Regions from separate parts of the Homo sapiens genome. Here region 1 is linked to region 2. A link is an interaction called in ENCODE POLR2A ChIA-PET data of the cell type or tissue named here. Cell type or tissue: OCI-LY7. All regions are shown on one strand. Links, peaks and the distances in the headings refer to the core of each region. The heading gives the core; the rest is flanking DNA. Region 1 overlaps CORO2A (coronin 2A). Region 2 overlaps CORO2A (coronin 2A).

Evidence for each region. Peaks named below come from ENCODE experiments on the same cell type or tissue, not always from the same donor. Only the 100,000 strongest peaks of a DNase experiment are listed, where the experiment ranks them.
Region 1: POLR2A ChIA-PET joins it to region 2 with 18 read pairs; 16 of 35 experiments call an interaction of 5 or more read pairs at or near these places.

Annotation. Positions count from the first base shown.
Region 1 is chr9:98,175,303-98,186,040 of GRCh38, forward strand. All of the region lies in intron 1 of CORO2A (coronin 2A), which reads right to left. Among named protein-coding and RNA genes, the nearest start is that of CORO2A, 12 kb to the right of the region's middle. In OCI-LY7, for the core only: no CTCF peak of the experiment used is centred there; no DNase peak of the experiment used is centred there.
Region 2 is chr9:98,124,854-98,135,591 of GRCh38, forward strand. CORO2A (coronin 2A) reads right to left here. Exons shown (of 12, transcript NM_052820.4): 4 at 9,953-10,102; 5 at 8,185-8,364; 6 at 7,332-7,448; 7 at 6,102-6,206; 8 at 4,941-5,037; 9 at 3,754-3,866; 10 at 3,317-3,407; 11 at 1,696-1,970; 12 at 1-52. Among named protein-coding and RNA genes, the nearest start is that of TRIM14, 11 kb to the left of the region's middle. In OCI-LY7, for the core only: CTCF peaks have their summits at 8,642 and 8,846; DNase peaks (open chromatin) are centred at 4,688 and 8,578.

The sequences.
Region 1 (10,738 bases), core at 1,308-9,307, 50 kb after region 2:
GGACGATATTTCCCCAGGCCCCTGGCAGAGTCGTGGCTCTTCCCACCAACCTCCCTCCTCCTGGTGAAGGAAGGGCCCCTTGAGGGACCAGGGACCCCCTAATTAGCACCAACTCCCACTGGGCTTCAGCAGGGAGCCCTGCTCTGTGCAGGGAGGGCACATAGATATTCCAAGCCCAGTGACCCGGCTCCAGTAGGCTCTGCCCCCTTTTGCTGTGCGATGCTGTGAAAGCCCCTCTCTGGGCTCCAGTGTCTCAACCCATTAAATGGGCATGGGCATCCCTGCCTGTCACCTTCCAGAGGCTGTAGGGAGGCTCTGAGGAAGAATGGATGCAGAGGGGCTGGTTTATTTATTACACAACACAATCGCATGGAGAGGCAGCAGCACAGTGGCTACTGACATGGTAGGGAACCTGCCTGCCGGGCTCAGACATCAGCCCTGCCACACACCAGCTGGGAGACATTGGGCCAGTTATCTACCTCTCTTGGCCTTGGGTTTTCTCATCCATAAAATGGGGATGATAACCATAAATGAGTTAATATCTGTCAAGCACTTAGAACCCAGCCTGGCACATGGTAAACTCAAAGTAAGTATTTGTTAAATAACTAAACTCAAAATAAGTAAATAATGGTAACCTTTATTGAGTACTCACTGTGAGCCAGGCACTGTCCTAAGCTATTTACCTGTATTCATGGATTGAAATGAACATTTAATAAAAATGAATATGGGCTTTGAGCAGGGCTTACAGATTAAACTAGAAGCACAAAGTGTTCATGGTCCTTTATTTTTCCTCAAAGCGGCAATATCAAAAGATCTAAACATTCGGCGGGGGGTGAGGGGTGTCACCTGTGCTGGGAGGCACCAAAACCCTCTGAACCGAATGAAAGCAGAGAAAGCCTTGTGCCCCTTATCAACCCATGAGTGTTGATTTAGAATCTAAAGCTCTAATTCTTCAGTTTTTAGCCAGACCCACTAATTCTCTCCCAAATCATATTACATCTAGGGGTAAGCACCAAATACAATACCCCAGAATTCTGCCCTTCTTTCCCCAGCACCCCACGTAAACAGTCTGATGGTTTTGGCTCGTACCAGTCTAGTGATGGGGAGCTCACCCCTGCTGGGGGAAGATGTGCTCAACCAGTGGACTTCCTCGCATCTACTGAACAGAAATCTACAATTTTCCCCACTGCCCTACCTGTTCCTGGAGCCCCGCCAGCCACATCCATTGTTTCTGCCCCTTGACAGCCTTCCAGAGATTGAAGACCTCTTAACTCAGGACCATGGGATGGCTCCACTGGGGGGTGGGGGTTTCTTGTGTGACTTGGTTTCCCATGTCCTCCCCATTTTGGTTGCCCATGTGCTCCAAGCTCTCCCCATCTTCCAGGTTATACTCGAACTCTGCAGATGGGGGCTGAGAACTCCTCAGCAGAGCAGGTCCCCAAAAGGATCCCAGATGTCACATCTCAGAACAAAAGCACTAGCCAGACCCCAAGAGATCGTGGGGTACAGAAAGAGGAAATGGAGTCAGCACGCCAAAGGCCACCCACACAGGGCAGAACCAGGAACAAGATCCAGGTCTCCAGCCTCCCAGTCCAAAAGAGTACGCTAAAACACAGAACAGAGTCCTGTCTTCCTGTACCTGGATACAGTACCAAACATTTTTGTTCCTTATCTGTGTTGCTCTAAGTAATAGTGGAAACTCGTTTGTGGAGGGACAAATTCCAAAGATGGTTAGGAAAGAAAGGCCTTATAATTGTGAGCTCAAGGGTCATTGGCCTTATCTAGGCTCTCCTGGACTCACACCTTTGAAAGGTGAACTGTGTTTCTCCAGAGAGTGCTTTAGGCTGGGAATGATGGCAGACCTTAGGTCTTTTCTGCTAGAAAGGCCGGCAGAGCATCAGCAGCCCCCACGATGTGAGGGGAAACCTGGAGCACATTCACTCCACCCACATTTTCCAAGTCCCCAGCTGGAGATAGCCCCTGTGCTGGGCTCTGTGGATGGAGGTATTCCCATGGGGTCTCTCCCCTTGGGAATGGGTAGAAAAATAGGGAAATCCCTACTGGAGCAACGCTTGATCACAAACGTGGTGGCGTGTTAGAGGTAGCAGGAGCAAGGAAAAGACCAGGAGGTTAGAGCAATGGGCTCCAAACTTTGTTTTTTTTTTTTTTTTTTTTTTTGAGACAGAGTCTGGCTCTGCTGGAGACCCAGGCTGGAGTGCAGTGGCACAATCTTGGCTCACCACAACCTCTGTGTCCCAGATTCAAGCGATTCTCCTGCTTCAGTCTCCAGAGAAACTGGGATTACAGGCATGTGCCACCACACCCGGCAAATTTTTTTGTATTTTTAATAGTGATGGGGTTTCACCATGTTGGCCTGGCTGGTCTCGAACTCCTGACCTCAGGTGATCTCCAAACTTTTTTGATCATTCACTCCTTCCACAAGAAAAAAAAAAAACAAACTGTGCTCACACCCCATTATCTTATATTATATACAAGTAATCATCATCAACCTCGCAAGACAAAACGTATACACAGAGTGAGATTCATCACTAACCAGAGTGACTGTAAATATCTATTTCAAAGTGTCCCCTAACATAAACAAACAAACAAACTTGAGCTGACAAACTTGTCAGACTTATTAGCTTGTCACTGTTTTTGTCCTGGGTCTTGTAGCTGATGAAGTGACTGCAATAGAAACCCCAGTGTTAATTCTCTCACTTTTTTTCTTTTTTAAATTTATTTTTATTAAAAACATTTTTTTAGAGACAGAGTCTCGCTCTGTCGCCTAGGCTGGAGTGCAGTGGTGCCATCATAGCTCATTGTAGCCTCCAACTCCTGGACTCAAGCAATCCTCCTGCCTCAGCCTCCTGAGTAGCTGGGACCACAGGCATGAGCCACCATGCCCGGCTAATTATTAAACTTTTCCTTGAGGCGGGGATTTGCTATGTTGCCCAGGCTTGTATCAAACTCCTAGCCTCAAGTGATCCTCTCGCCTTGGCCTCCCAAAGTACTGGGATTACAGGCCAGCACTCAACCTCTTCCATTCCCTTGTCTTCATGTACTAGCATTATTAGCATAGTAAGTAAGCACTGCTAACAAGTCACAATTTTTCAGTACGAATCTTTAAAAACCACGTGTCCATTCTGTAAGCGCTAGTTAGCTTAGAGTGGTGAATATAATTTGTAAATCCAATCTGGATTAATTAGTCTGGATTAACCTGGATTAATAAACCAGGTTAATTAATTGGGATAACTTGCCAAAAACAGACTAAAGAGTAAGGGAGTCCTCATTACCCTTTCTCAGAGTGTTTCCCCTTCTCTCTGGAGACTCCTGGACCACATGAGACAGGAGACTCCTGGACCACATGAGGCTGCCTGACACCCCAGCTGGCGAGTGTGTCTCCACCTGGCAAATGTGACTAAAGCTGAATTCTTTGTTCTATTTGTTTAGATATTTTTTCCTGCACCCCAATGTGCATCTTGCATAGATCACTTTGGAGGCAATTGGGATAGAAGATGAAGAGAGTCGGAGATAATTTTTAAGCTCAAAGGATGGCAGAAATGATCTAGTCTACCCTTCACTTTGCAGGTGAGGAAACAAGAACCTGAGAAGGGATGTGACTTGTCCAGGGTCACCTGGCTGGTCAGTGGCAGATCCTGGAGAGAATGCAAATCTCTAGGCCTTGATGCTACAAATGGCTGCTAAAAGTGGTCACAGTCTAGCTCTTTACCGGTCCTTTTACTTTACTGGTCCTTTTACTTTACTGTGCCTCTTGGTTGGGTTCACTCTGAAGCCTCAGTTTCCTCATCTGTAAAATGGAACGAATCAAACCAGCTCTTGGGCTGCTGTTTGAGTGCCGGTAAAGTCTCGCTGACATCTGCGGACTGGGAAGAAACCCTTCCCTAGGCTCTGGAAGGTCCTACTTGAGTGTCTGAGATCTGGGACCGCTAGAGCATGAGGATTCTGCCTCTGCCTACCAGCCACAGCAGTGACCCTGCAGGACGCGGAGACCCTGCTGCCCAGCATTGTGCTGGCCTGGGCCTGGCGTGTTGGTGGGCAGCTGTGGACATGGGTCCTGGGTCTCATGAAGCAATGACCTGCAATCCTGCTCCTATCTCTCATCCTCCCCATCTTCCAGGTCCTTCCTGCCTCCTCCAGGCTGTCCTCATCTCAGATCCCACCTCTCTAAAGCTGAGACCCCACTTGGGCTACTGGTAGATGGCAGCATCCTCTATTCCAAAACCTTCAATAGCTTCTCAGCTGGGGATTCAAAGCCAAGGTGTGGCCCAGGAGTATATCAAGAAGGGATGTGAGGCAAGCAGGGAAGGGGAAGTGGCAGGGATGAGGGCAGGAGGGAGGTGAGCAGTCGGCCGGGCGCAGACACTCAGGAAGTGCATTTTCAACAGAGAAATTAAAAATAGGCCAGGCGCGGTGGCTCTTGCCTGTAATCCCAGCACTTTGGGAGGTCGAGGCAGGTAGATCACAAGGTCAGGAGTTTGAGACCAGCCTGATCAACATGGTGAAACCCCGTCTCTACTAAAAATACAAAAATTAGCCAGGTGCGGTGGCAGGTGCCTGTAATCCCAGCTACTCAAGAGGCTGAGGCAGGAGAATTTCTTGAACCTGGGAGGCGGAGGTTGCAGTGAGCCGAGATCACGCCACTGCACTCCAGCCTGGATGACAGAGTGAGACTCCATCTCAAACAAAACAAAACAAAACAAAACAGCAAGCAAAAAAAACTGCCTCAAAGTCTGACATTTTACGATCATAATGTGCCTGCAATTCTAAACAACGTCAGTGCGTCAGTGCTAAAACGCTCCTCCCTGACAGGGCAGGCTGCACCTACCTCCCTGCCCTTGGCGTCTGGCAAATACCTTATACTCTGCCTCTTATACTGAGCCAAACCAGACCCTACGTTCATCGCATCCCATATAGGCCTAGTAAGTTTTCTCCTCTCCAGTCCTTGGGTTACATCATTTCCTTTGCCAGTAATGCCCTATCCACCACTCTGTATGACCGGCTGCTACAAGGCTCAGCTTAGAGAAGTGCTCCCTCTTCCAGGAAGTCTTCCTGCAAGCATTCCCATCCATCCCCTCGCAGGCCATGGCTCCCCTCACATCACGTTTTCATCTCCAAAGGAAAACTCAAGAAAGGAACCCGCAACACAGAAAACCATACAAGGAGAGTCACTTCTGAGCTACGTGACCTCAGACAAGTCCCATGGCCTCTCTGAGCCTCAGTTTCATCTCCTTAAAAGAACCATCTCATCTCCAAATACCCTCCTTTCCTTGACCTGCACCATCCCTTCTTTTGACTGCACAGTGAACTCTGTCATTAGGTGAAAATGCTCCACCTGCTTCCAAAGTCACTAATTCAAGCACCCCTCCTGACCGCACCCTCCCCACCTCCAGCCTCCTGTCACCTGCCACATGTGACCAGCCCTTTGCCAGTGTCCCCAATGATGGATCAGTAAAAACAGGTTCAGGCTCGAGTAGAGGGCCCTGGAAGCCACAACCAGAGACCCCTCTCCAGGATGACACAATGCATCAAGCAATGCCCCAACTCCACCACCATGCTCAGCAACACCTTTGCTGAAAGACCAGCTCCAGGGATGGTGTGGGGGCCATGTGATTTCCATGGGCATGTTGTGGAAGGCCATTTCTTGTCCCCAGTAACCTGGGACATCAGCTCACTCTTATCAACACCCTAAAATCCCTCACGCCACTGACTTTTTTTTCACATCATCTGGCAAACCCCAGCACTGGGTGAACCTGGATATCTAAGCTCAGTTGGGAGGAAAATGGTGGACAATAACCAGCCCTGGGAAGGAGGCCCCAGTGGGGTGAAGGCTGCTCCCATGTTGCTTGTGTCCCCCAGCGCGACTCCCTCTGCAAGTCAGGCCATGAGAAGGGCACTGCCGGAAAAGCCAGAACCCACGGGCACCCACGTGGCCTCCTTCTTCTTGTACCCAATGCCAATCCATCACTAATCCCAGCCTCCTGTCCCACCTTCAAATCATCTCTCTCTCTTGCTTTTTTTTTTTTTTTTTTTTTTTAAGAGATGAGGTCTCACTATGTTGTCCAGGCTGGTCTGGAACTCCTGGCTTCAAGCAATCCTCATGTCTCAGTCTCCCAAAGTGCTAGGATTATAGGCGTGAGCCTCGGTGCCTGGCTCCAAACATCTGTTAAACTTGGTCATTTAGTCTCAGCCACCAACCATCTTGCCCTTGATCTTTCCGAAATATGTAAACGTGAGCAGACCCCTCGGCGGCCATTGTTCTACTTCCCCAGCCTCACCTTGCCCAGGGATCTGAGCTGCACACATCACGGTGCTTTCAGTTCTTCAAAGTCCTGTTTCCTCCAGCCGGAGGGCTTTGGCAAGGCTGTTTCTCCTATGCAGCGTGCCTCCCTCCCCACCCTTGCCTGCTCAGTCCCTACTCATCTTTCAGATCTCAGCTCAAAGTCCTTTCCTTAGAACATCCCATCCATCCCCTCGCAGGCCATGGCTCCCCTCACATCATGTTTTCATCTCCAAAGGAAAACTCAAGAAAGGAACCCGCAACAAAGAAAACCATACAAGGAGAGTCACTTCCAAGCTGTGTGACCTCAGACAAGTCCTATGGCCTCTCTGAGACTCAGTTTCACCTCCTTAAAAGAGCCATCTCATCTCCAAATACCTTCCTTTCCTTGACCGGCACCATCTGTGCCCTGGACTGCAGCCTTTTGCAGTGACCCCGGACTCAGCACATTCTCTACTCTGCACGCCCTTCACTCCTCTCTCCTCCTCCAGATTCTGTGGGACTCTACGATTACTGTCCATCTCTCGTTTGGTCTGTGAGCCCTCAAAGGCGGGCCTGTGTCTGTTTTGCTGTGCTTGGTATCTCTAATGCTTTACATACAGAAAGTAATCAATCGTGAACAAAGGTCCTAGTCAAAAAATTACATTGAAAGATAACTTTTTAGGGAGCGAATGAATGGGTCAGTCTGGGTGAGGCTCCAGGATTATCTGTGTGGGGCAGATATCTCTACAGTCTTTCTCCAGGGCAGGCCACACAGGCCGAGCCACTCCTGCAATGGTTTCAACAAGGATGAGGCTAGTGACCCTGCCAGCAAGCTCTCAAAGCTCCTTCCTGTTCATTATCTCCCCAGCCCTCCTCCACACTCCCCACCCCCATTACTCAGAGTACCAGGCTTTTAATGACCAGGCCACTGGAGCATTTCTGAGCTGGCATTGTGGAGATTCTGTTCTTCCCAAGGGCCAGGACTCAGGAGCCTTTTCTTTGTGGGGTTGGATGAGGAAAAAGAAGTGGAATCTAATTAGACCAGGTTCAAAGCCCAGCTTTGCCTCTTGCTGGCTGCGTGACCTTGCAAATTTACTCAACCTCTCTGGGCTCCTGCCTCCTTATCTGTAAAAAGAGGACAAGACTATCTAGCTACAATGCGATGGTGAAGATTCCATGAGTGAATGCACACTAAGAGTCTAATTGGGGACCCGCCACATGTCAAATGATTCCAAGACAGCTTTTTACATTTTAACATCTCTGAAACTGGGATGCAACTTACAGTTTCTGTTGCTTTTTCTTTCTTAATGGATTCTAAAATAAGGGTACATCTCACAACAGATAAGCCCTGCCTTGAATGAAATACCGCAGTAGCTTAGATTCTTTACTTCCCTTGCAAAGAGGCTGAAACGCCTGTGAGATGGGATCAAAGACCAAGAACACAAATCGTTAAGGGACAAGGGTCTATTGAGGCCTAGCATTCACCCTGGATCTCCAGAGCTTCACGGAATTTGAAGGCTCAGGCCCTTCCCCGGCCTGGCGCCCCTCTGGATCTGTCTCAGCTGTCCTAGTCTTGCTCAGAAAGCGGCCCAAACTTCAGCAGGACCCTCACCTCTGCCTCCAACCCTCTGTTGCTACTGATGTGGTAGGTTCCACAGTTGGACAGTTTGGTCACAATGCTACTGTGCTTGCAGCCACCCAAAACCCCAAGTCTTTGTCCCAAGAAAAGAGTCCTAGTTCCCACCTTCAGAAACCCCCACAGACATCTCCTCCAGTGTGACTCCATCAAGCCATCCTTGGACTCTGCTCCCAACTGTTCCGAAGGCCAGCACTGGGGATGTCATCCAGGCCTTACCAAAGTCCTTATGCTGTGAGTGCTGACTTCATCCCTGCAGCCTGCTGATGTCAGACCGGCCTGAGTATTTTATTATCTAAATATCATTATAACTTGTATTGCATACATAGTTGGCCCTCTGTATCTGTGGGTCCTGCATCTGTAGATTCAACCAACCTCAGATGGAAAATATTCGAAAAAATTAAGGAAAAATAACAATACAACAATTAAAAAATACAAATTTAAAAATACAGTACAATGGGCCAGGCATGGTGGCTTGCACCTGTAATCCCAGTATTTTGGGAGGCTGAGGCGGGCAGATTACTTGAGATCAAGAGTTCGAGACCAGCCTGGCCAACATAGCGAAACCCCATCTCTACTAAAAATGTAAAAAATTAGCTGGGTGTGGTAGTGCATGCCTGTGATCCCAGCTACTTGGGAGGCTGAGGCACAAGAATCACTTGAACCCGGGAGGCGGAGTTTGCAGTGAGCTGAGATTGTGCCACTACACTCCAGCCTGGGTGACACAGCAAGACTCTGTCTTAAAAATATGTATATACAGTATAATAACTAGTTACATAGCATTTACATTGTGTTAGGCATTGTAAGTGATCTATAGATGACTTAAAGTATACAGGAGGGTGTGTGTAGGTTACATGTAAACACTATACTATTTTATATCAGGGATTTGAATATCCACAGATTTTGATATCCTTGGGTGTCCTGGAAGCTGAATATTTAGGAATGACTGCACACATATCACCAAAATCTTTACAGAAATAAATTATCTATCAAGTATAAAATTATTTTATTTTATTTTTTTTTTTAATAGAGGCAATGTCTTACTTTGTTGCCCAGGCTGGTCTCAAACTCCTGGCTTCCCAAAGTGCTGGGATTACCAGGAGGAGCCACCATGCCCAGCCAAAACATTTTAAATGTAGAAAAGACCAAAGAAAACAAAATTCTACCACCTAGTGATAATTAGCTTGATGTCTGTCTGAATATTTTGCTATGTCTGCATGCTAGGGAAAGATTCTTTTCTCATATCCAAACCCAAACAGTCTCATTCCACACATACTACTCTTTCTCTTACCGTGACATGGTGGCCCTCTCTCTAAACAGACTGGTTTCTTCATGGCGGCCCCACAGTGCTCCCGTCCTCTATCCCTATCCCTGGCAGGTCCCAGGCCTCTACAGGGACGTAGTGCTTTGGGTCTGACGTTGTTCCTCCTCATCCTCAGAGTGGGGCTGTGATCTGTGATGGGGCCATGGCTGCCTTCGGGGACCCCACCAAACAAAGCCACACCCAGGCACAGAAATACTCCAGAGCACTTAAATCAAGGGGTGTGTGGTTAATGGCGGCTGTCTGTCTCTGTCCGATTTGATTGTAGCCCTTTCAAAACCAACTGAAAGTTCTCCCAGCCCCAGATGCTGGCCTGATATTTCCCTAACCCCTAGGGGCTCCAGAAATCACAATGAATAATGAATAGGTAGGTGCCTGGCATTTTGTAGTTCATAAAGCGCCTCCTTACTTTTATCCAATTTAGAGCCTTACAACAAGCTTATACATTAGGCAGAACAGGTATTTATTATCCTCATTTTATAAATGAAGAAACTGACGCTTAGAGAAGTGGAGTGACTGACCCAATATCTTCCCTTATTTTTCTACCCTTCATAGTCTGGCCGTCTCCAAATCACACTAACAACCCAGCTCAGGCATCAGCTCCTCTAGGGAGCCTTCCATGACCCCCCACTTCCACCCCAGGCTGGGTTAGGTGCCCTCCTGGAGGCCCCACAGCTCCTGGGCTTCCCTATGATAACTGTAGTGCCCCTGCCAGGCCATGGGCCCTCACGGCTGTGATGGGTCTAGCTTGTCTGCATTCACACTCCCCAAGCATTAGAAAAACATCAATAGGTGGTTGCTGGGGTGAAGATCATTACAATGACTAAGGCAGGAATTATTCTTCCCCTTTTACAGATGAGGACACTGAGTCATAAAGAAGGGTCAAGACTTGCCTAAGGAGCATATCAGCAGCGGGGTCAGCTCTCCTTCTTCAGAGGCCTGGGTTCTTTTGCTCCACTGCATCCCTTGTTGTCCGCAATCTTAGACTCCAAACCATTGCTGGAGGCTCGTATCTGATTTCTCAGGCAGGTCTACCTGGTCAGCCAGGTGTGAAAGGGAGGTTGGCAGGAGGGGGCTCTGTCTGCAGTGGGCTCAATTCCCCAGCCTGGGCCAACACCGTGGTGCAGCCTTAGGAACAGCCACAGGAGTTGCCCAGTTATTGAGCACGCCATAGACCACGCCCTGTGCAAGAACTTCCCTTGCACTTCTTACTTCATCCTGTGGCTGGGGCCGTTATGATGCCATTTTGCAGGTGGGCCAGGAGAGACCCTGGCCCAAGGCCACTCAGTGTCTGAGATGGGGCTAGAAGCCAGGGCTGCATCCCTGGCAGCAGGCAGCCCCAGGAGTTTGCTGGCACCAGAGCCAGAAATAAATGCACAGTCAGAGTACAGGAGACAACTCTCAGGGGACCTGCAGTGTGGGCAAAGCCCCAAACTCACCTCCCACCCAGGGCTGGCTAGAGGGACAAGACTCTTGGGCCCAGGGAACACACGCCTGCCCC
Region 2 (10,738 bases), core at 1,261-9,260:
GCTCCCGGAGCCTTCGGATCTCCTCCTGTTGCCGGTAGAACATCTGCAGCAACTGGGGAAGAAAGATCGGAAGGCAGGATCACCATGGTGTCAGGACACCAGCTGAAAGCTAAACCACTATCCCTCTTTGACTCAGAAAGGTGGAGGCGGTCACATTAACATGGCTGAGGCCTGATGGGGCTGTCACTGCATAGATCTTTTACAAACACCTTGTTTACTTCACCCAATAAATGAAATTCAAGAAGACTGGAATGTTTCAGATGTATTTTGCTTCCATAGATCCTCCATGAAATAGAGGAAAGGATGCCTGGCTCTGAAGTCTGGGGATTGGTGTTTTCGCCACCACTGAACTGTGTGACCTTGGGCAAGTTACTTACCCACTCTGAGCTTCCATTCCTTCCTCTGGAAAATGGGGTCAGAAAACTGCCCTCTGTGCAGAATGGGTGTTAGATATTGAGTGATGCCCTAAGGGCCTCGTTATCCCACTGGAACGTTGTGACACCCCTATAAGGGTGGCAGTGCTAGTGTCCCCACCGTACCACCGTGGAAACGGAAGCTTAGAGACATTCAGTCTCTGGGTCTAAGACCCTAAATTAGTACTCAGCAGAGCCAGGATCAGAATCCATCTGTGAGATGCCAGCCTCTGTGTTCTTAGCCACTACAGACTGACTTCCAGGGCTGTTGAGAGAATTCAATCACGTGCTGTATCAAAGTGCCTACCCCAGGATCTGCCACACAGTAGGCACTAAACAAATGTGGACTTTGAAAGCACAGAAAGTCCTATAATGTCAGAACTGGAAAGACTTTGATACCCACTAGGTCAAACCCTCTCCATTTTACAGATGGTTTCCCACCATTTTTTTTTTTTTTTTTTTTTTTTTTGAGACAGAGTCTCACTCTGTTGCCCAGGCTGGAGCGCAGTGGTGTGATCCTGGCTCACTGCAGCCTCTGCCTCCTGGGTTCAAGCAATTCTCCTGCCTCAGCCTCCAGAGTAGCTGGGACTACAGGCACGCACCACCATACCCAGCTAATTTTTGTATTTTTAGTAGAGACGGGGTTTCGCCATGTTGGCCAGGCTGGTCTCAAACTTCTGGCCTCAAGAGATCCACCCGCCTTGGCCTACCAAAGTGCTGGGATTACAGGTGTGAGCCACTGCACCTGGTCACCTGGTCCCCACCATCTTTTTTTTTTTTTTTTTTTAAGATGGAGTCTTGCTCTGTTGCCCAGGCTGGAGTGCAGTGGTGTGATCTTGGCTCACTGCAACCTCCACCTCCCAATTTCAAGCCATTCTCCTGCCTCAACCTCTCAAGTAGCTGGGACTACAGGTGTACGCCACCACACCCGGCTAATTTTTGTATTTTTAGTAGAGATGGGGTTTCACTATGTTGGCCATGCTGGTCTTGAACTCCTGACCTCATGATCTGCCCGCCTTGGCCTCCCAAAGTGCTGGGATTACAAGAGTGAGCCACTGTGCCCAGCCTCCCACCATCTTTATGTATGCCCATCATTTTGGCATAAGATGGAGCTCACTGCCTGTTTGTTGAATGAATTAACAAAATGAGTCAAGTGACTAGGCCAGGCCACACAGCTGGTTATTCTTCTCATGCCTCATTTTCTCCCTTCTTCTCAGCCTGGATCTGTTCCCCTCCACCCCAGCTGCCCCATGTGAAAGGCCCACCCCGTCCTCCTTCACACCTCATTCTCTGTCTTTGGTGGGGGGCATTCGAAAACGTCAAAGCCATTTGTCAGCCAGGTTTTCTTCTCCTCCAGCCTGTGTTCTGCTGCCCACCTTGGCATCTTCTCCTCCAACAGGGAGGAAGACCTCCAGCCATCTTCTGCAGCCAGCTTTTCTGTCTGATTCAAGAGCCGGGGTGAGGCTGGGGCCATGGAATTGAAGATAGGTCTCTCTGCAGGCAGTGGGTGGGGTCTCAGCAGCTCAGAGCCAGGCCTAAGGGACACCAGGATTGGGTCTGGAAGGGAAGCAGAGCCATGTGAGGACGGGGTGCCCACGGGAAGATGGGCATATGGGGCACCAATGACACAGGCAGGCATGCAGAGACACTCAGAGCCATGCAGACCCATGCAACATGTGTGGGAAATACAGCTACCTGTGGACAGGCCCAAACCCACAGAGCAGGGCTAACAGATACAAATACCCACGTGTGCCACCCTCAGAGTGAAGCTTGGTTTGTAGGAACAGCACGGTGCGTGCACTGAAGCAGCCCCCAAACACTTCAAACTCACATGAGACCTTGCCCTTGCTTTGTAAGGACAGTCCCACCCACACTGCACCCCACCATCTACCAAGTTCATTAGTTCTCTCACCACCTCCAGAAAGCAGGGGAGGCTGGCATCATGGCTACAGATGAGGAAACTGAGGCCCAGGGAGCAAAACCTACTTAAGGTTATCCAAAACTAGGACTCGGCCCTGGTCCGCTGCCCCCCAAGGCAGAGGCTCTTCCAGTACACCAGGAGGCCCGCTCAGCCACTGGGGTGGGGGTGAAGGAAGTTTGTGGGGGTGGAAGGGAGAGGGAGCAGCTGGGGTGACTGCTTCTGCTGGGCTGGCCCCCGTGTTGGCAGGAGCGGGAGAGTGGCTCAGGACAGGCAGAGTGGGCAGAGGGACCTGGGTGGGGGTTGCTGCCTGGAGGGCTTCTTGGGTCAAGAAGAATTGCAAAAGGCCAGGCCCAGTGGCTCGCACCTGTAATCCCAGCACTTCGGGAGGCCGAGGCAGGTGGATCACTTGAGGTCAAGAGTTTGAGACCAGCCTGGCCAACATGGCAAAACCCCCATCTCTACTAAAAATACGAAAAATTAGCTGGGCATGGTGGCACGTGCCTGTAGTCCCAGCTACTCAGGAGGCTGAGGCATGAGAATCACTTGAACCTGGGGGTGGGGTGGAGGTTGCAGTGAGCTGAGATTGTACCACTGCACTCCAGCCTGGGCAACAAAGCGAGACTCTGTCTCAAAAAAAAAAAAAAAAAAAAAAAAAAAAGAATTGCAGAGGTAGGGGTGGGGAACAGGGACAGGGAGTCTGGCTGAGGTGGTCCAGGCACCCCACATAGCCCCAGAGTGTAAAGAAGCTTTCCGTGGGGCAAAGTCCCTTGAGTTGGAGTTTTCTGAGCTCTTGGGTCAAGCCCCCTGACTTTCTGGACCTGTATGTGACCATGCTACCCACTGGGGACTGAAGGTCAAGGGCATGGCTTCTGAGGTCATGAGAGAAGAAAAATCCAGGCCCAACCCCTCTCAATTGCTTGGGGCCACTGGGCACGCCATGTTCCTGTCACATTTGCCTGGGCCTCTTCTCTGCCTTCCTCACCTCGATTCATCCCGCTGAGCCACTCCTGGGCCGTCAGGGAGGGCTGGGCCCCTGCTGTTGGAGGGTATATGTCCTCTTGGTAGGATTCTGACTGCAGGAGAAATCCAGACAGTGAGGAGGGTGGTAGGGTAGGCTGCTCAGATGGGAAAGGCCCTTAGACCTGGGAGTCCAGGCTCTCACCAACCCCTGCTGAATTGAGGAAACTGAGGCCCAGAGAACAAAGGGACTTGCCCGAGGTCACGCAGCAGCTCAAGAACAGAGGTGGACCGAGACCCAGGACTCCTGACGCCCACTGATGTCACACTGGCTGTGAGAAAGGCCGCTCTGTGGCTGCCCCATGAACGTGGGCTCCAGGCTCTGGTGCCCGACAGCCCTGGGTCTGTCTTCTCCAGGACAGGTTCCCCACCTGCCTCCCATGCGGTCCCGACTGCCCTTACCCGCCGGGGCACAATCATGGAGATGGGCTCGATGAGGCTTTTGGTTGTGATCAGCTTGTAGAAGCGGAAGATCTCGCAGGAGGACACGTCGAGTCCTCTCTTTGGCATGACACCTGAAGGCAGACAGGGAGGGCCAAGAGGTTCTGGCTAGGCTGGGGCCACAGTGTTAGGGCCAAAGCCAGGCTGCACACCTGGACCTGAACAGAGACCAGTCTCCTCCCAGAAAACAGCTCAGGGACAAATACCGACACTGGGCTGGGCCCTATGTTGGGAAATGGAGTTGAATTAATCAGACTCTTCACCTTCAAAGATTTAAATTATTTTAGCTGAATTTTTTTCTTTTTGACACAAGGTCTCACTCTGTTGCCCAGGCTGGAGTGCAGTGGCACAATCATAGCTCACCGCAGTCTCACACTCCTGGGCTCAAGCGATCCTCCTGCCTTAGCGTCCCAAGTAGCTGGGACCACAGGTATGCACCTCAATTTTTTTATTTATTTGTAGAGACAGGAGTCTCACTTTGTTGCCCAGGCTAGGCTCGAATTCCTAGGCTCAAGTGATCCTCCAGCTTTGGCCTCCCAAAGTGCTGGATTAGCTGAACTTTTATAGGCAGTTTGCTCTGCTTAAGGTTCCCCATCTCCATCCCCACAGCTCCTGTGACCCAAATGCTCTTAATCAAACCGCTCCAGATTCCTTTTGAGTAGGGTTAGCAGGGTGCATCTTTCTCCAGTCCCTTACTTTTAATCTAGCCATGTCTTTATGTTTAAAGTGGGTTTCTTGTAGATTACAGAAATATAGCTGTGTTTTTAATCCTCAAGCACACTTAGAAAGGAACTGAGGACTGCTTCCTAGAGGCTCTTCTAGGTCAGCCCTTTCCATCTCTGCTCTTGTGGTAACTGCTTAACCTTGACCTAGAACACATCCCTCTCTCCCCTGCTGGGCTCTGCTTCCTCTTTCAGTTCCTCCAATGTTGCCTCCTCTGAGAAGCCTTCCCTGACTTCCTCCTTTGTGCTGTTGCACACGTCAAGTACAGCCCCCACCAAGTCAGAGTGTTGCTATGCTGTCTCTCCTCCCATCTGACTCATCCCTGTCTCCCCAGACCCCGCACTGAAGCCCTGACCCTGATTCTCCCACCTCGGCCTCCCGAAGTGCTGGGATTACAGGCATGAACTTCAGTGTCCCTCACTTACCGATCCCCTTCTGTGGGTTATAGGAGCGGTACTCAGTCAGGTAGCTCAGGTGAGGCTTGTCGGCGCTCACCTCGTAGTAGCGGATGTTGCCATCTCCCTGAGGAGGAGGAGAAGGAAGAGGAGGGTGAGATTCAGAGCTGGAGCTCATCAGCTCATCAGCAACCCAGCCATGCAGCAAAGACCTGGCTTTTTTTGATGATCGGCAAACCCATCTCACTCAAGGGAACACCAGGAAACTGGGGGCCCTGTCATCAAGGCAGGAGGGTGATGAGGGGATATTCATTTTATTTTAGATTTTATCTTATTTTTTTGAGACAGGGTCTCACTTTATTGCCCAGGCTGGAGAGCAGTAGTGCAATCACAGCTCATTGCAACCTCCTGGTCTCAAGCCATCTTCCCGCCTCAGCCTCCCGAGTAGGTGGGACCACAGGTGTGTGCCACCACGCCTGGCTAATTTTTTATTTTTTCATTTTCGTAGACATGGGGTCTCACTATGCTGCCCAGGCTGGCCTTGAACTCCTGGGCTCAAGTGATTCTCCCACCTTGGCCTCCCAAAGTGCTGGAATTATAGGCATGAGCCACTGTGCTGGGCCTGGGCCCTTATTTTAATATTCAATCCTCCCCCACCATGACCCAAAGCCCACCCTTTTTCCTCTAAGACAGAAGCTCTGGGAAGACAAGTCCAAATCCCGCTCCTATCTGAGAGCAGCAGCAAAAGTCAGAACTGGGGTGGCCTCAGAGGTCATCCAGAAGGTCTTACCATGGGGAACATTTCTGGTTGTCATAATGACTTGGATGGAGGGGGAGAGATGCTGTTCTTGGCACTGGTGGGCAGGGGCCAGGGCTGCCAGACATGGGATAGTCCTACCCAGTGGAGACCTGTTCTGCCCCCAGTTTAGCAGGTGCCCCTGCTGAGAAACACCAATGGTCCCCCCACATCTGGGCCTGGAGTTGGGAAGAGACAAGGTCAAGGTGTCCAGCCAGAGCCCTGGCTCCAGGTGTTCCTAGGGAGCCAGGAGGGTGGGAGGGGTTCCTTCTCACAGGGAAAGAGTGGCCAGCGAGGCCTGCCCATCCCTGCCCTGTGTTCCCAATGGCCCCAGGCTGCTGTCTGCCGCTGTCTCAGGGGTCCAGGAGGTCACCTCCCTCCCGTGCCAAGCCGACCTTCCCCACCACGTAGAGCATGCTGGTGTCCGCGTCATAGAAGGGAAACAGCACGCCCGAGGAGCCGTCCAGGTCCTCCTCCATCAGAGGCACAGAGAGGTTATCCTGCAGGGGAAGGGGAGGCAGGGAAGGCCTGGGTCACTCCTGGGGGCCCTCAGTGGTGCTCCCGGAGATAAGAATTGCTGCCATGGTGCTCTGGGCGAGAGTGTGTGTGTCAGAGAAAAAGTGTGATTTTTTTATATGTGTGTGCGGGGGGAAGATGTCCCTGGTTCTTGAGTTCCAATGTGTGGGCTACTCTCTAGTGGAGATGACATCTTAAAGGCACTAAAATGCTGCTGCCACCTATTTTGTCAGCTTTCTGCCCTTAACAAATCACTTTTTTTTTTTTTTTGAGACAAGGTCTAACTGTCACCCAGGCTGGAGTGCAGTGGTGCGATCATAGCTCACTGCAGTCTCAAACTCTTGGGCTCAAGCGATCCTCTCGCCTCAGTCTCCCAAATAGCTGGGATTATAGATATGCACCACTGCACCCCGCTGATTTTTTGCAGAGATGGGGGTCCTGCTGTGTAGCTCAGGCTGGTCTCGAATTCGTGGCCTCAAGTGATCCTCCCGCCATGGCCTTCTGAAGTGCTGGGATTACACGCGTGTACCACCATACCTGGCCATAACAAATCACTTTTGACACACCCGATCTCATTCCAATCTTCCCCTACCTGTTTTTTAAAATTTATTTTAATAGATGAAGAAGGAGACTCAGAGAGAAAATGTGATTTGTCCAGTCTTTGAAACTCTGTCAAATGCTCCCTCAAAATACTACCGCCAGCTTGGCCCTCACCCTACCCTGCTCCACCCTCAGCTGTCCCAATGAAAGCTCCTTCTCCCCATACCCGTTAGTACCTCATTTGCTCCAGGTGCACCCTCAGCCCAGATGGCCCTCTCCTTCTCCCTTCCTCCTAGTCCTGGTCCCAGACTCAGCTACCTCCCCTCCTCTAGCCAACGGACTCCCCTGGGTCCTGACCCATCTCCCTCCTTGGGTGGCAAGATACACAGGGTCTGGGCTCGCCCGGGGCTGTCAGCATCTCCCTGCTATTCATCCCCGGATCCCCAGCACCTGGCAGTCTACGCTAAATGTGTGTGTCATAAATGGGTGTCTAAATGAATGCATGCATGAATGAATGACACTGGCTCTCAGCTGAGGGGTGATGGTGAGGGGTGGGGTGCAGCCCTCACCTGGTCCCACAAGGCCACCTGCCGGTTGTTCCATCGGGATGTGCCTGTGGACATCAGCTTCTTCAGGTTCCCCAGAAACAGCACTTTGCTGGCCCGGTGCCCTTTGTAGCTGGCCTCCTGGAGGGACACGTGCGGTCGGTATTGGAGAGACAGTAGAGGATCGGGGGCAGCTGGGGTTTCTGGCCTCCCTGCTTTGCTTATGCCACCGCTCCACCTGGGAGGCCTCCCTTTCTCACCCCAGCTCTGCCTGGAGATTCTTCCCAGGGGCACCACCTGGATCCCTCTCATCCACATGGAGTCTCTCCCCACTATCTTTGTTAAGAGTTATTTTTCTGAGCAAGAACAGAAACAAACTTCTGCCCAGCGCCCTGTTCTTGCTGAAAGAGTATTGGGCATCCCTACAGGGGCGGGCACTGTCACCTGGCCTGTCTTATCTAATCCTTGGAGAGGAAGGACTAACAGCCCATTGTTGCAAATGAGAAAACAGAGGCTCAGAGCAGGAAGCGCTTGCCCAAGGCTGCACAGTGGCTAAACAGTGGTATCGTCGGCTCTCCTGACCCCCTGGCCAGAGCTGAGGCACGCCAACAAGCTTTGGAGTCAGACCAGGTTCAGATCCCAGCTCTCCATGGGGGTGAGTCATTTCATCTCTCACGGGCCTCAGTTTTCTCATCTGCAAAATGGAAAGGACATATCCCACCTTCCAGCAATCCCGAGAGGACAGACAGGGATGCTGCCTGTGAAGGCGCAGCCCAGACGCTGACAGCATCACTGTCCTGTTCTCTGAAGCCTCTCTCTGTCCCCACTCTGCTCCTTGCTCCTCTGAGCCTGAGCCAGCCCCTGGCCCAGAACTGACCTGGAGGACGGTCCCTGCTCGGGGGTCAATAACCCGAATCTTGCGGTCTTTGCAGGTGGTGGCCAACAGGCTGCCGTTGGTGTTGAAGGACATGGAGAGGATCACATCTTGGTGACAGCTAATCGTACTCATGGGGCTTGTGATGACAGACTCCTTTGTATCCAGGTTCCAGATCATCACCTGCATGGCAGAGAGCCAGCTCTGAGCACAGGGGCCACCTTGCCCCTGGGCCTCATAGTTACATGCTGGCCAGGATGCAGTGAAACACAGTATCCCTGGGAGGGTGGCGCAGCTGGCAGCCTGGCCAAGAAGCCTCAGTGGGAGGATGATGTGCAGGCTGAAGCTGCTTGTGGCAGGAGGGGGAATCCCAGGGCCAGGCTGTCTAGTGGTGAAAGGAAAACGCCACCTGCCTCTGAGCAACAAAACATCCATGCTGGGAGGACCCCAGGGAACCAGCTAATCCAGGCGGTTTCAGTTATTAGCAGCAGTTTGCACCTCCCACAGATCAACAGGGCTGTATGTTTAGCTGCACAGGCTGTGCATGCAGAGGTCCAGGGCAATCCATTCCTATAGACTAGGACGTGACTAGTGCCCCCTGAAGTTGGGTATAGAACAACCAGCACAAATACACGCAGCAGCTCTGCAGACACCCCATACAAACAGATGAGAAAGCGCTGTGGATCGGAAGAGCGAGGGCCCAGGTTCCCTCAGTGCTCCCCACAACAATTTTAGTTATTTATTTTTGAGACAGGATTGCCCAGGCTGCAGTACAGTGGCATGATCATGGCTCACTGTAGCATCAACCTCCTGGGCTCAAGTGATCCTCCCACCTCAGCCTCCTGAGTAGCTGGGACTACTTGACGCATTTTCCCACACCTGGCTAATTTTTTCTATTTTTTTGTAGAGATGGGGTCTCACTATGTTGGCTGGTCTCAAATCCTTGGGCTCAAGTGATCCTCCCACCTCAGCCTCTCAAACTGTTGGGATTACAGGTGTGAGCCACCATGTCCGGCCCCCCACCTCCCTTTTATCCAACACAGAGGGTCCCGAGGTGTCTCTGTAAACCCCTATAGTGTCAAAAGGAAAGAACTGAAAGGCCATAGCTATGGTGCCACCAATTCCATTTGTGTACAGATTGGGAAACTGAGGCCTAGAGAAGTCAAGGCACTTTCCCAGGCTATAGTGCAGGTCAGAGACTGAGTCGGAATAGAATTGAGGTCTCCTGTACTGTGGGTCCCAATCTACAGGGCCTACTGCCTGCATGCTTGATTGTCAGTGGAGCAGGGTCGGGGGAACGATTTTCTGGGCAGTGCCATCCCATCCACTCCGGGCAGGCTATAATGAGTTGAACAGGGTTCCCCCCAAAACTCATGTCCACCTGGAACCTCAGAATGTGACCTTATTTGGAAATGGGGTCTTCGCTGCTGAAATTAGTTAAGATGAGATCATAATGGATTAGGTGGGCCCTAAATCCAATGATAGTTGCTCTCCTCTTCCTATAAGGAAGACAGGTACACAGAGAGAAGGCCGTGTGAAGACAGAAACAGAGCCTGGAGTGACGCAGCTATAGCCAAGGATGCCTGGAGCCACCAGAAGCTGGGAGAGGCATGGAAGGATTCTTCCCTAGGGCATCTGGAGGGAGCTGGCTCTCCCAACACCTTGATTTTCGATTTCTGGTCTCCAGAACTGTGACAGAATACATTTCCATTGTATTCCAGTTTGTGGGAACTTGTTGGGGCTGCCCCAGAGAAAGAATACCCAGACTCACCTTGTAGTCATAGCCAGCACTGAAGAGGATGTTGGCGGCCGTGGGGTGCCACTCCACCAGGCCTACTCTGCGCGCGTGGCCCACGAGTTCCTTCCTGTAGGCCGTGAGGTTCCTGGTCAGCAGCTGCTTGGGGATGCTCCAGATCTTAATCTGGCAGGGGAGACAGGGCCCAAGGCAGCATTAGCCAGGGCACCTTGGCACCGTCACCAGCCTAAGCCACAGATCTGGCAGTGACCAGCAGAAGGACCAAGGGAGCTCTCTCCATAGCCACCTCCCACTCAGTGGCTATGGGCATTGAGGGGCAGTGGAGGGGCAGCTGAGGGTCCTCAGACAGACAGGGGCTTCCCCAAGCTCCTCCAGCCTGAGCAGGGGCCAGCGCTGACCAGGGATGAGTCTAGGCCTCCAAATCTGCCCTTGAGAGATCTTTGTCATCCTGCTGGCCTGAGGTGGTGGGCAGGTGGCTGGGTTTCAGGCCTGTCTCCTAAGCTAGGATATCCCCAAAGTACAGTGTTCTTCTTGTCCCAAAGACCCAGGGTAGAGCCTCAAATGCCAGGATGAAGGGTTTAGGCTGCATCCTCAGGCACTAGGGAGCCGGCGAGGTCTCTGCAGCAGGGCAGGGACAAACTTCTTGCTTTGGAGGTGCACCCTGGATGGCCTGCAAGAGGAAACTCTGAAGGTCAGGAGGCTGGGCTGGATGGGGTCATGGGCCTGTATTTCATGGTGAGGGCCTGAGAAGAGGTGCTGGGACTTCCTTCCAGAGTAGTGTTGTCTGAAGATGGAGGGGGC